Regions from separate parts of the Mus musculus genome. Here region 2 is linked to region 1. Evidence: chromatin contacts called from ENCODE Hi-C or POLR2A ChIA-PET data. All regions are on one chromosome and are shown on one strand. The core of a region is the stretch at or near the end of the contact, and the rest is flanking DNA. Distances in the headings are between cores, read along the strand shown.

Region 1 (7,063 bases), core at 1,542-4,041:
TGGTGCAGGAAGAGCTGAGAATTCTACATCTTCATCTGAAGGCTGCTAGCAGAATACTGACTTCCAGGCAGCTAGGATGAGGGTCTTAAAGCCCACACCCACAGTGACACACCTACTCCAACAAGGCAACACCTACTTCACCAAGGCCACACCTCCTAATAGTGCTGCTCCCTGGCCTAAATATAAAATATATAAACCATCACAGCTATCTATAAATCCAGTTCTACAGAAAGTTCTAGAAGGAAGTCTCCAACCTAAAGAGTTAAACACACCCAAGAAAACTCAATGTATAAGTAATCTTAGAACAAAATATCAAAAGAAGGTAGAAAATCAAACAAACAACAAACAGACCAAAACCAAACCACAACAAAACACAGCAACAAAAAACCCCTCACACTATTACAATGAAATAATGGGTATCAACAAACATTGCTCATTATTAATTGAAGAAGATCTCAGAAAATGGAGATATCTCCCATGCTCATGGATTGGCAGAATTAACATAGTAAAAATGGCCATCCTACCAAAGGCAATCTATAGATTCAATGCAATCCCCATCAAAATCCCAATACAATTCTTCAAAGACATGGAAAGAACAATTCTCAATTTCATCTGGAAAGGCAAAAAATCTAGAACAGAGAAATAATTCTTAACAATAAAAGAACCTCTGGAGGAATCAGCATCCCTGACCTCAAGCTTTACTACATAGCAATAGTGATAAAAACTGCATGGTATTGATACAGAGACAAACATGTTGATCAATGGAATAGAATTGAAGACCCAGAAATAAAAAGACATACTACAATCACTTGATCTTTGACAAAGATGCCAAAAATATACAATGGAAAAAAGAAAGCATCTTCAATAAATTTTGCTGGTTTAACTGGCTGTCTGTATGTAGAAGAATAAAAATTGACCCATATTTGTCACCTTGTACAAAGCTCAAGTCCAAGTGGATCAAGGACCTGAACATTAAACCAAATACACTAAATCTAGTAGAAGGGAAAGTGGGAAAGAGCCTTGAACTCATCGGCACAGGGGGAAATTTGCTAAACAGAATTCCAATGGCTCATGCTCTAAGATCAACAATTGATAAATGTGATCTCATAAAACTGGAAAGCTTCGTCCATTGGTTGGGCGCAAATATCTGTACCTGACTTCTTTCAGCTGCTTGTTGGGTCTTTCAGAGTGCAATCATTATTTGTGAGCTCTCCATAGCCTCAATAATGGTGTCAGGCCTTGGGACCTCTCCTAGAGCTGGATCCTATTTTGGGCCTGTCACTGGACCTTCTTTTCCTCAGGCTCCTGTCCATTTCCATCCCTATTATTCTTTCAGACAGGAACAATTATGGGTCAGAGATGTGACTATGGGATGGCAACCCCATCCCTCACTTGTCTTCCTGCTGGAGGTGGACTCTATAAGTTCCCTCTCCCTACTGTCGGGCATTTCATCTAAGGTCCCTCCCTTTGATTCCTGGGAGTCTCTTATACCCACAACAAGGTTGGTGATAGTGATACCTTCAACATTTTTTTTCAGGATTGTTTTAGCCATCGTGATTTTGTGGTGTGTGTGTGTGTGTGTGTGTGTGTGTGTGTATCTAAAACTTAACATTCTACGTTCTGTAAAGAATTGTGTTGGAAGTTTGGTGGCAATTGCTTTGACTTTGTAGATTGCCTGTGGTAGAATGGTAGAATGGCCATTTTTACTGTATTTATCTATGAACATGGGGGGATTTTTATGTTTTCTGAAATTTTCTCAATTTCTTTCTTCATTGTCTTAAAGTTTTTCTTGTACAATCTTTCACTTGTCTTGTTTGAGTTACTCCAAGATAGTTCATGTTTTTTGAGGCCGTTGTGAAATGTATTGTTTCCCTGGACAATATGTTCCTTGGAAATGGGAACCTGCTCCTTGAAGAGTCACCCAGGAGGCATTTGTCACATTCAAGTGGATCTCAGCGAGTTCCAGGACAGCCGGGCTATACATACAGTGAGACCCTGTCTCAATTCTACTCGGCTGGTGTGTGTGTGTGTGTGTAGGTTGGTGGTGGTGTGGACATTGGGTGGACATGGTTGCAAACGCCTGTAATCCTCTAATTTGGGTGGCTATTGCAGAAGGCTCCCAGATTAGCCAGATCTAAATTGCAAGTTCGAGGCTATCCCTGGCTGCACAGTGAAGCAAAGAAAAAACACAGAACAACCCAAAAACTGGCAGCTGCTATTAGGATAAGCAGGCCAACTAGAACTTTCTGCTAAGCATTTTGCTTAAGTAGTAAAAATCTAATCTCGAGCTCCCGTGATATCAATGACTTTTGTGTGGAGTTTATTCCTTCAAGTAAAAAGTTAATTTTATCTCTGTGCCGTCTATGGGAAAACTCCGTGAGACACTGAGAAAGCTTTGATCAATGGCGCTTGTCCCTCAAACAGCAAATCGGTCCTATTCTCATGAGGAAGGCTGAGTCATCGCTTCAGATTATCAGCCAACGTTCCAGGTAGAGCGCATCTGAGATAAACCAGAGCGCCAGAGACCATATCCAGCAATTCCGGGAAACTCAGTCCAAGCAGCTCAAGTTCACTACGGTGGCCGCTAAGGCCATGCAAGCTACAGTCAGAAGGGGAAGAGTGCGCTTGCGCGCCTCACTACACAGTCTGGAACTAATGGGATTTCTTGAAGGGTTCGTCATTCTCGGCTATTCTATTGGCCAAGGAAAGGGAGGACCCGCCTCTCCGCGTAGCCCATTGGCCTCGTGTCCAGGTAGGGCGGGGCCAGGAGTCCCGTTGCATCAGCTGGTTAGCTGGTTCCGCCTGTGGCCACGTGGCGCACGCGCAGTGCGGAATTGTAGGTCTACACCGCCGGCTTGGGGTCTTCTCTGCGGTGCAGCTCACGGGTTTTGTCTCTCTGTGGTCCTTCCATGTCGCAGGAGAAGGCTAGCAGCCCTTCGGGGAAGATGGACGGCGAGAAGCCGGTGAGCAGGCGCCGTGGGGTGCAGAGAGCGGATGTGTTCTGGGAGCCGGCACTGCCCGGCGGGGCAGGAGTGGAAAGTAGCAGGGAGCAGTCGGTATTGGGGGCCCTGGGTAATAAGTTAGGAACTCTTGCTGGCAGGGTCTGGGGGGTGGGGGGGCATCTTCATCCTAGAGATCTGTGAATTGAGACTGAGTGGTTTGCTCAGATAGTAAGCATTTGGGGCTTAGACTCCCGCGCTTGTATTTTTTCACTAAAATAAGCGGGAAGAACATTTGAAGAACTTTTTAAAATCCTAAACTGCGTGGAGCAAAAAGCTCTAGTTAGGAAGGAAAAGCCAGTCCCCGCGATCAGATCCAGTTTGCCCAAGATTGGGTGCTAAATAAGGCTGGATGCCCCCATTGACAGACTGTTTTGAAATTAAAGCCTCTGTCTGCCAGGTGCTGGAAGCGACCTAAATAACTTCACACACATCCCCTTTAAACTTTGCTTTGGGCTGTCACCCACTGGTTAGGAACAGCATTTGTACACTGGCGTGTTTTCTGCCCCACCCCTCTTTTACAGCCAACTGTGCCTGTGTCCCCTGTGTATTTATTTGCCCTGGCACTTAGTCAGGCAGTCCAGGTGGCTACACAAGTTAAGATCGATTCCTGACTTTGGGGGCTCCCCAAATGTGCAGGACTGGAAAATCGTACTTCTCTGATTAGCTTGGTTGAGTTATAGAGAAGCACAGTCAGACTGTTTTATTGGGTTTGGAAAAATGAGGTCAGGTAAATCAGGCAGGGCAGGGCTGTCCAGGTTCAGGGGATGAATTGTGCCCCGGCTGTACAGGGAGAGACGGGAGGGAAGTGCAGCGATTGAGGCTATCAGTATTCTCTACGTGCAGGAGTTTTGTAGGGAGGTGCTATGTATGTATTGTATTGTCAAAAAGTGACATGGCATGGGGGTTTAAGGAACATTGGAAAGGGGTGAGGCCATATGACAGATTGTCTAGGTAACCATTGCTGACGGTTGCTAGGGTCTTCATCAAGAGGAGTTTCCATCCTGATAGGGCAAATCACTAAAATGCTTGTGTATGCGCTTTAAGCTACAGATTTAAGGCGATGAATGACAGGTATACATGGATAGATTTTGTTCCTATTTCCTTATGTTTTTAAGGTGTTTTATGGTTTTATAACTTGGTTACCCCTTTGCCTCCTTCCCTGCTGTCTTTTTTTAAATATTTTTTTTATTTAGATTTATTTATTTATCATATGTAAGTGCACTGTAGCTGTCTTCAGACACTCCAGAAGAGGGAGTCAGATCTCATTACGTATGGTTGTGAGCCACCATGTGGTTGCTGGGATTTGAACTCAGGACCTTTGGAAGAGCAGTCAGTGCTCTTACCTGCTGAGCCATCTCTCCAGCCCCTCCTGCTGTCTTTTAATCCTGCTAAACCCACCCTGTTACTTCTGAGGCCGACTGGGTTCTTGAGATTCGTCTGAGGCTGGAAGCTTCTTAAGATAATCATCCCCTGAGTGGGCATGTAACACTTCAGAGTGGGACTTTGTGAGTAAAATTACTTGAAATGTGAAGTGTGATGTCATTTCCTCTGTAATAATCAGGTACCTTAAACTTCTGGCAGCTTCCTGGGCGAGGTACAGATCTGACCCCAGACTTCGCTTGTCATCGAGAGCCGTCCTCAGCCCCACAGGCTGCAAGGCCTTTTTCCTTTCACACATAATCTTCACAGCATTGTTGTGAAGAACATAATTACATTCAGTGTGAAGAGGGAAAACAGCCTAGGAGATCTGAAGTGATAAACAAGTGATCACTCAGTCCACATGTGTGCTTTAGTCTCCCTGCAGAGAGCTGGTGGGGAGGGAGGGAGGGAGGGAGGGAGATAGTGCTCCCTGTCCCTCCTCGAAATAACTCTTATTGAACATGTTACATTTTTTTATTGCTTTGCATACAGGTCCAGGTAAGCTTATTGAAGGGAAAGTTACAGGGACAGTTATAAATGAAATTTGAGGAAGTGCGCATTGATAAGTGGCCTTTTCTTCCTTTCTTAGAGATTGTTTTAATTGTAAGTTGTGTAACTTGACTTTACTAGTGATGGAGTTTCCAATCTTTCAAAATGAGGTTGTCCATTTTATTTCATTGTTTTAAGATGATAGCTTTCTTAGCTGCAGTTCTGGAGAAGGTGTCAAGTTAGGCTGAAGTGCGAGAGTTCTCTTTTGCTTCTTCAGGTGGATGCCAGCGAGGAGAAGCGGAAAGAAGGAGGCAAGAAGAAGAGCAAAGATGGAGGTGGAGATGGAGGTCGAGCAGAGGTAATACGAGCTCCGTCACGGAGGCTTGGGTCTGGGGGGCTTCCGAGGAACAGGGGACTGTCTCAGATGCGCCCTACAGAAGGAGCGCATGTGCGCTGCACACACAGGCATTCTTTGCAGGCATTCTTTCTGCTGTCTGCACGCTGCAGGTCGAGCCCAGATGTTAGGCCTGCTGTCCCCTGTGCAAGGGCTCTATGGTCACTGAAGGCAGTAAAGTAGCACTCCTTGGAAAACCCAGGGAAAGGAGGGTTTTTTTTTTTTTTTTAAAGGAGCCTGAGAAGGAAAAAGGACTTGCAGGTACCCGCCAGTGCAAAGGGACGTGTGGATAATGGTAAAATGATCTCACGGTGGACATAGGCAGAAACGTGAAAGATGAAAAGTATAGAGAAAGGGCTACAGTTGTTGCAGAGCTGTCAAGACCGGGTGCTGACTTTCTGCTTCCTTAAGTGGGGGGGTAAGGGCTAGAGACTCCTTCTTGGGTTCCTACAAGTACAACCAGAACCAAACAGAATCCGGTTCCTTGGTTCCTCTGTCATTGCTTGGATCTGCTTCTGCCTTCTGGTGGTTTACTTGTGTCCAGAAAATTATTCAGTTCCTCGGCCCATGTCACAGGGAACTGGTAGTTTAGAAGCCATCCCAGAATGCACTTTGTTCCTGGTGCCTGAGGAGGTGGTTGTGCGCCTGGTTCTGCTGGGTTTGAGTTTCAACTGCCGTGAGCTGTGCTTTGCTTCTTTGCATTTAGTCATTGCAGTTTTACTGGGGACCATGGAGAGCTGCCGGGTCGTAGGAGCACAAAAGACTAAGCTTTTAAAAGTAACTCAATAAATGGACTTTAAAGAGTGGGTTATAAAGCTGGAGTAGTGATTCACACCCTTAATCCCAACATTTAGGAGCTGGAGGCAGGAGAGTGCCAAGTTCTAGGCCAACCCAGGCTGCATAGTGAGGCCGTGTCTTAGAAAAACAATGCACAGACCCTGTTTTTACAATGCTGAGTTGCTGAGCTGAGAACTGTCTGAGTTTACAAAGGCCGGCTTTACCAGTGATGAAGGATGGTGTTGCCTGTGAACAGCCAATCCCTGTTCGTTTTACACTCACATTATTGTGGGAGACATCGTTGATAGTGACTCCTAAGATTTGCAAGTAATACGTATGTCTCTTAATTTCCTCGTCTTACTTCGGTTGGAATTCTATGTCTTGCCCCACCACAGATTGAAACGTGGTCTAGAAAAGGTAACAAGCAGTCCAGTGACTGCTGAGACTTTGAAGTGGGGAGTGTGATTACTGTGTGACTTAAATTTTCTACCAGAATGTAGAGTGGACATGGTGTGCCCAAGACCTTGCTTTCTCTGCTCCGATCATTTGCAAACTTGTCTTGGTGCCTGTCTAGGGACAAAATGCAGGTTTTACCCGTCTGGCATGGAGCTCACTGCTCAGTTAATATTCAGGAAGTTTAACTAAGTTATTTTGTTTTGAAAATGCCAAGTATATTCAGAAGTAGACTATAGTAAGGCATGGAAGTTTGGGTGGGAAGAGATAATCAGGCGCACACTGGATAGACTGGGGTTGGGCTCGTGTTTGTACAGTGATGGGCTGCGGCCACTGTTAGTGTATTTGTTTTTCGTCAGTAGTCATGGACCACTGTGGTAATCTGATGGGGTTGTGGCCATGTGCCATTAGGCCTGACAATAGGTGATAATTCCCTTATATGTACACACGTATAAAATCGTAGTAGAACCAAGCCATTTCTTTTTTATTGTTGTTAATGGCCAGCATGGTGCCACAAAACTGTAATCTG
Region 2 (6,462 bases), core at 2,165-4,664, 420 kb after region 1:
CCTCCAGATACATTCTTACACACTCACACTAAATAAATAAGGTTTAAAGCACCCCATAGGTGGCTTCAATATGGCATTCTGATGCATACAAAAGGGTGAGGCTATTTTAAAGCAAAGGACCTCTTGCCAGACATGTTGGCATTTATCTTTAATCCCTACATTCAGGAAGCAGAGGGAGGGGGGGCTTCCTGAGGTCCAGGACAGCCAGACCTACCCAGAAAGACCCAGTCTCTCTCACTCAGAAAGATTTGAGGCAGTCACACGTGATACTGAGGCACAAATGGCAAACCTAGCATCCCGCTCTGCCCCCAACTGATACTCACCATGCTTGAATCGATGACCTGCCCTCGGCCAGAGCGTGTGCGTTCAAAGAGAGCCAGCACAATGCCCAGTGTGCACATGAGGCCTCCACCGCCAAAGTCAGCCAGGAGATTCAGCGGTGGGTAGGGGTTCTCACCGCTTCTGCCAATCTTTGACAGAACGCCTGCACCATGGACAACAAATTGAACGCCCCTTTTAAGTGAACACAAGAATACCTTAGCAGGACAGCCGATTTTTATAGTCACTGCCCTAAGTGAAAACGGTGCACAATGCTCTTCAAACTATGAATCCACTGAGTCCACTTACAAAGCGTCCTCTTACATAAAAGCAAGCAAGCAAACAAACAAACAAAAAGATTTTAAAAAACCATCCCAACCGACATTTTCAATATTTTATTAAAGTCTTCACTAACTAAGTTTTAAAGAAGACATATTACTACCCATTTTTTCCTGGCTCTAAAACAGTATAATTCATTTTGAATTTTATTAAAAAGAGATATAAGAATATAATCATACCCAAAAAGGAACAGGAATTAAGTTTTGAAAATATGTGGAAAGCCCATTTTATACTTTGGACAGTCAGGAAGGTTTATATTCAACCTTTCAATATCTTCTTACAGAGAGTAGATTTGCTTTCATCAGTAACATGCAGTTCTTATACATAATAGAGCCAGGCTATTTGAAAACCCGTCCTCACGGATGCAGATTCTAACGAAGTGATAGCGAGACCTGAAAACCATGGGCTTTGAGCCGGGTTCACAGATGTCTGGAATGATGGCTCCAAGTGATTCGTGGTGAAGGAATGTCAGAATCAAACTGAATCAACTTTCCCACTAAGTAGAGTGACCAGCCATCATATTACCTTGCCTCTCACTCCTAGTCGGGGCTTCCTTAAAACTGACTTCCCAATTGTAGGAAACCAGTGCTACTACTGATTATTAGCCCTCAAATGGGTTAGGGTGGGGACAGAGCTTAAGGACAGCAGTTCTAGCAAATCAACCCGTTTTAACAACCACGTTCTCTCTGCCAGATGCATTAACATCTTCACATTTTTAAATTCGTGTTAATCAAGGCTGGGGCTAGAAAGAGAGCTCAGTGGTTGAGAATATGTACTGTTCTTCCAGAGGACCCAAGTTCGATTCCCAGCACCCACCTAGAAGGGTTTGCAACCTACCATGGTCCTGCTCCAGGTGATCCAGGACCCTCTCACCAGCATACATACTCACATGCATATAACCACATACACACATAATGAAAAATAATTAAATGTTTAAAAAACCCTTGTTAAGCAATGTAACTGTACTTCCTGATTTTGGAGCCAGTTCAAATTATTTTAGAAAAGCCTTTCAAACCTACCTGATAAAGCCAAATAGTTGATGTCATGGCCAGCTACTTTGGAGAAAATTCCCGATTGGCCAAATCCGCTCAGCCTGGCATAGATGAGCTTTGGATTGTCCTGCAGTAGAGTCTCTGGCCCAAGCTGGAGTTTCTCCATGACACCTTTAGAGGAAAGCAATCAATTGTTTTGTGGTTGTTGTTTTTGTTTGCTCCTGGGACAAGGACTGAGGTGCATATATCACATATCAAAATAGACCTGGCTCCAGGTCCTCCTCGCAGCACCCCTCAGTTCCTTCCTGGCATATGCTCCAGCCCCCAACCCTGAACTTTCCATCCCAGACCTGGGCTGCTCTTCCCCAAGAGGCTCTTCTCTATACAATCCAGACATTTTAAGCTCCCCATTCCTCCTCTTCCTCTTCCTCCCCCCCCCCCTATGACCTTTCTTTCTCTCTCCTTCCCTATCCTTCCTTTCCCCATGGACACTTCCCTGGTCCTTAGGGCCAGTGAACTGCTAGAGAGGAGCTTCCCAATAAACCTGCCTTTAATATAATCTAATCTGGCTTGAACTGGCTCGTTTCACACGCAGAAAAATAACCCTAACCTATCAGTTTTGTTTTTAAAGAGAGCACGAATCAAAGATGGGAATAATTCCTTTTACGGGGCAAACCAAAAACACACTCTTGCAAGTGATACTAACAGTGTTTGTTGTGATTTTGGTGAAAGTTGTCAGAATTAAGAGTCAACTGAAGAAACTAATCACACTGACCCACCCTCATCTTCAATTGGAGCATTTTTACATTGTGACATAATCTTAAATGTTACAGTACTGTCCTCAGATATGCTTGTGAGAACTAAAAGAGTTAAATATAAATATGCCTAGACACCCACTCCCGTCCCACTTATTGTCAAATTTACTGTCGTCCTGGTATCTACCAGGCAATATTAGTAAGGGGCTGGTTGGAATGGATTCTCTGAGCTAATACAGAAGGAATGCCTTCAGATTTGGTTCAGGGTTTGTGACAGTTGCAAATACCAATGTACAGTCGGATGGAGGTGCATGCCACCAAGCATGCAAGTGCTCAAAACTGATACTGTTAACAAATTGGTCGTTTGTCTACAGAGCACTAAAACAATGTTTTCATATGGCCCAAAGTAAATGAGGTGATCTTGAAGCTGGAACTTGGAAATACCAGCAATTAGAGAAAGGTTAACCATGGTCTGTGAATGGCTTTAGAGCATGGGTATATCACATATCAAAGGGTCAATGACTCTATTCCTATGTGAAGCTTTTCAGTCTATCTCTTGCACTAGATTCTCGTACGGTTCAATACCTCCAAATAATAAAGGCAAATCTGGGGGGGGGGGAATCAAGCAAATTAAAAGTCTTAAGAAGGAGTCAGAGAAGCTGGGAGAAATCGGGCAGGAGGGAATGTCATCTCGCAGCACCGCAGGGCTCACCGCAGCGGAAGGGCTCCAGCAACACGTCCGCGCGTGCGCACATGCGCCGCAACACCGTGACTCCCTGAGAGCGCTTCAGGTCCAGCGCTAGCGAGCGCTTGCCTCGGGCCAGAAAATTCTCGCCCGTGGAGCCCAGCCGGTTCACGCGCACCACCTCGGCGCCGAAGTCCGCCAGGACCATTCCGCAGAACGGCCCCGGGGCCAGGCCTGCCAGCTCCACAACCCTGACGCCACGCAGCACCATGGCCAGCCTTAGGGTGAGAGCGGAGCGGCTCGGCGCCCGAGCCACAGTTTATCTGCCCCGCCCCCTGCACCCCGCCTCGCCCCGCCCCGTCCGGGAAGGCTGCGCGCTTGCGCACTTCCTGCCCACCCTAGCATTGGATCAGTTGGTTTAGCTGCTCAACTTTGGTTTAGGTCATGAGTTGTGTCCTTGACCCCATGTTGTGCGAGTCCTCTTCGGACACTTTCATCGAGCCACCTGAATCGCTACCCTCACCCCCCAGTAAGTGATTAAAGGCACTCAACTCCTTAGATCAATGTAAGAAGGCAACCACTGGGTGTCTCCCTCGCCGCCCTGAAAACTAGTTGTCATCCTGCAACTGTTTGAAACCTCTCCTAGATGCCCATAGGGCCAGGGGTGTAGACCAGTTGCTAAATCCGTGCGCGGAGTCCAGCACCGCTTAAAACGCCGGTGTTGTGCACGCGGATAATCCCAGCATTTAGAAGAGTCTGGGATATCAGAATTATTCATCTCAGGTTAAATGGGAGAGTTTTAGAAGTCAGTTTGGTTTGTCAGCTGTCAGTTTTACGGACAGTTACAATTTTGAGTTAGAAACTTTTTTCAGCCTTTAAAATGCAACAAAATAATCACAAATATTCCATCCTCATTTACAGGTCCTTTTTCCCTTAGTAATGGGGGGAGCTTGCAGGTAGCCAGATGCAGCTCTAGGAAACTGAATAGAGCCAGACTTGAATGCTAGAAATCTCCCATACCCATTCTTAACAAGTGAGGAAGATAATAAAAGCAAAGGCGAAATGCTACATAGTTGTAGCCAAAACACTTTTAACCAGCTACTGAGTTTTAAGATATTTCAGGGAAAGGGGTCTGTGCTCTCTCAGAATGAGCAGCCTCGTGGTAAAGGCAGACAACTTCCACATGGTCCCTAATGCTCTCTGCTTGTCTGATGCTGTCTCAAGTGCCTACCCTTGCTCCAGCCTTGTTCTGTCCTATTATTTCCTTTGCATTTTGATAAACTGGAATGGAAAAATCTCATGGAAAGGTATGGCTGACTTCCACATGGAGACATTAACATTTTATCAGGGTTGCTGCCTTTCTATTTTTCTGAAAAAAAAAAAACAAACAAAAACAAAAAAACAGTGGTACAGATGTGGCTTGAATGACTTAAGCTTACATACAGGATCATGTACACATGAATCACAAGTCTTAGCCAGCATAATGTTTTACAAATCCTCCCAGAGTAGTGAGTTATCCAGAAGCCCCCCGCAAAGCAGACTGTGTGATAGGAGATCTCAACACTGCAGATCTTTTCTCTGGCCAAAATTCTCTTCTAAAAGCTAATCAGGGGAACAATCATATGAATTATGCATAGGCAATTGTGTCCAGATATTTTTAAAATGAGGGATATTCATGGTGCATTATTTGTAATAAAGCCTGGAATTTTTGGCATGTGGCACACAACTGTTATCCCAGCCCTTGGAGGGTGGAAGAAGAGCCATCAGGAATCCCAGGTCATCCTTGGCTATACAGCAATTTCAAAGCTAGCCTGGGCTACATGAGACCCTGTTCCAAATCAATAGCAACAACAACAATGACAACAACAATAACAAAATATATAGACGCAAACAAAAAACCTCCTAAAGCAAAAAGATTAAATAAGTAAGAAGCTTTAAATTTTTAAATTTTATTTTGTAATTGGTACGAGTTTTTTGCCTGCATGTGTGTCTGTGCAGTGTAGGCATGCCTGGTGCCTGCAGAGGCCAGAAGAGGGTGTTGTATCTGAGGGCAAGATGGCTGTAAGGTGACACGTGAACGCTGGGCAGCAAAAGTCAGTCCTCTGGGAAACAGCCAGTGTTCTTAACCGCAGAACCGCTTCTCCAGCCCCCAAATTATGTTACTATCTGTGTCAACTTATAGCAGGTAGCATAATGGTGTTTTGGTGGCAAATTTAATCCTTTTTCTTTATAGATTCTGGGATGGGGAAAGCTAGGCAAAAACCATCTAGCACCTTCTATAACACTGTGGCATATTAAAGTTGATTTGTGAACATTAGTCAAGTATGATAATAGAGAAAATAATATCATTTTTATTGAAAACATTTAAGACATGTTGTTATGGATCTCATAAATGGAATACACTTTACTTTGCATCCATTTGTCTGCCTGTATTTAATTAAGTTTACAGACCATTCAATATAACACGGTGTATATAAAAATTTGGGTATAATTCCCAAATTAAAAAAAATGTGATAACTTCTGTACTATATCAGCCTCATCTTACCTCAGCTTGTTGTACAGAGTCAAGAGAGCTCTACCACAGCCCCAGGAATGCAATGGCAAAGAGAAGATGTGGCAAGCCAGATGGGAGAAAAGTTTATATCTGCAAGTCTAAGCCAGTAGAACTCAATATTATCTACATGGGGTTGTTTGTTTGTTTTAAAAGAGGAGCCAATTATTTGTGAGCATTGTAAATAATTGCCCTATCTGAAGGTTACCTGAAATGACTAAATGTATTTTATTAATGAGTATAAGAATAAAACCCACTAAACCAAATGCTATTTCCCAGTTTAGACTTCAGAAGTGTTTTTCCTATGTAGAGTCTAGTAAGTGGGCTTATTTTTGCCCCATCATAATCAGGCTAGTCTCTGAAATATTATGAACAATGAGCTGAAAACTTGGTTGACTCGAAAGCCAATATTACATTTAAACAGAGCACCAAAACTCTATGCAAATGCATCCTTTGAGGTGAGTGCTTTTTTTCCAGCCTGTATCAGGTGGCAATCCCTTTAGACATGTAGAGAAGAGTGATGAAAATGCTGAGTATTTCCCAAGGTCATCTGGAAAGATTACCTTGTGGTCTATTCTTAGCCCCTGAAGCATCCAACATTATTGGTATGCCATTAGAATGAGTAGCAGTGAGCCCCTGAAGCATCCAACATTATTGGTATGCCATTAGAATGAGTAGCAGTGAGCCCCTGAAGCATCCAACATTATTGGTATGCCATTAGAATGAGTAGCAGTGTGACCAATGCAACACTTAAATGCTCCATAAAGAACCCCCGACTTCAACATCCTTCATATCCTAACAACCCTAGCTCAGCTATAAATT

What was found. Hi-C counts contacts between places; a loop is a spot of excess contacts on that map. ChIA-PET counts read pairs that join two places held with the same protein, here RNA polymerase II (POLR2A).
Region 2: POLR2A ChIA-PET joins it to region 1 with 17 read pairs in embryonic stem cell. The contact joins the promoter of Amacr here to the promoter of Tars in region 1. A Hi-C loop is called at or near these places in 1 of 37 maps with a recorded cell type or tissue (T-helper 2 cell). POLR2A ChIA-PET finds 5 or more read pairs at or near these places in 4 of 5 experiments (Patski and embryonic stem cell).

What each region holds. Positions count from the first base shown.
Region 1 is chr15:11,395,386-11,402,448 of GRCm38, reverse strand. Tars (threonyl-tRNA synthetase) reads left to right here and starts at 2,791. Exons shown (of 19, transcript NM_033074.3): 1 at 2,791-2,963; 2 at 5,188-5,268. The coding sequence starts at 2,910.
Region 2 is chr15:10,978,708-10,985,169 of GRCm38, reverse strand. Amacr (alpha-methylacyl-CoA racemase) reads right to left here and starts at 3,414. Exons shown (of 5, transcript NM_008537.4): 1 at 3,117-3,414; 2 at 1,677-1,820; 3 at 324-484. The coding sequence starts at 3,360. It overlaps Gm34315 (a long non-coding RNA gene), which reads left to right and starts at 3,537. Exons shown (of 3, transcript XR_383838.4): 1 at 3,537-3,618. C1qtnf3 (C1q and tumor necrosis factor related protein 3) reads right to left here. Exons shown (of 6, transcript NM_030888.4): 6 at 5,008-6,462.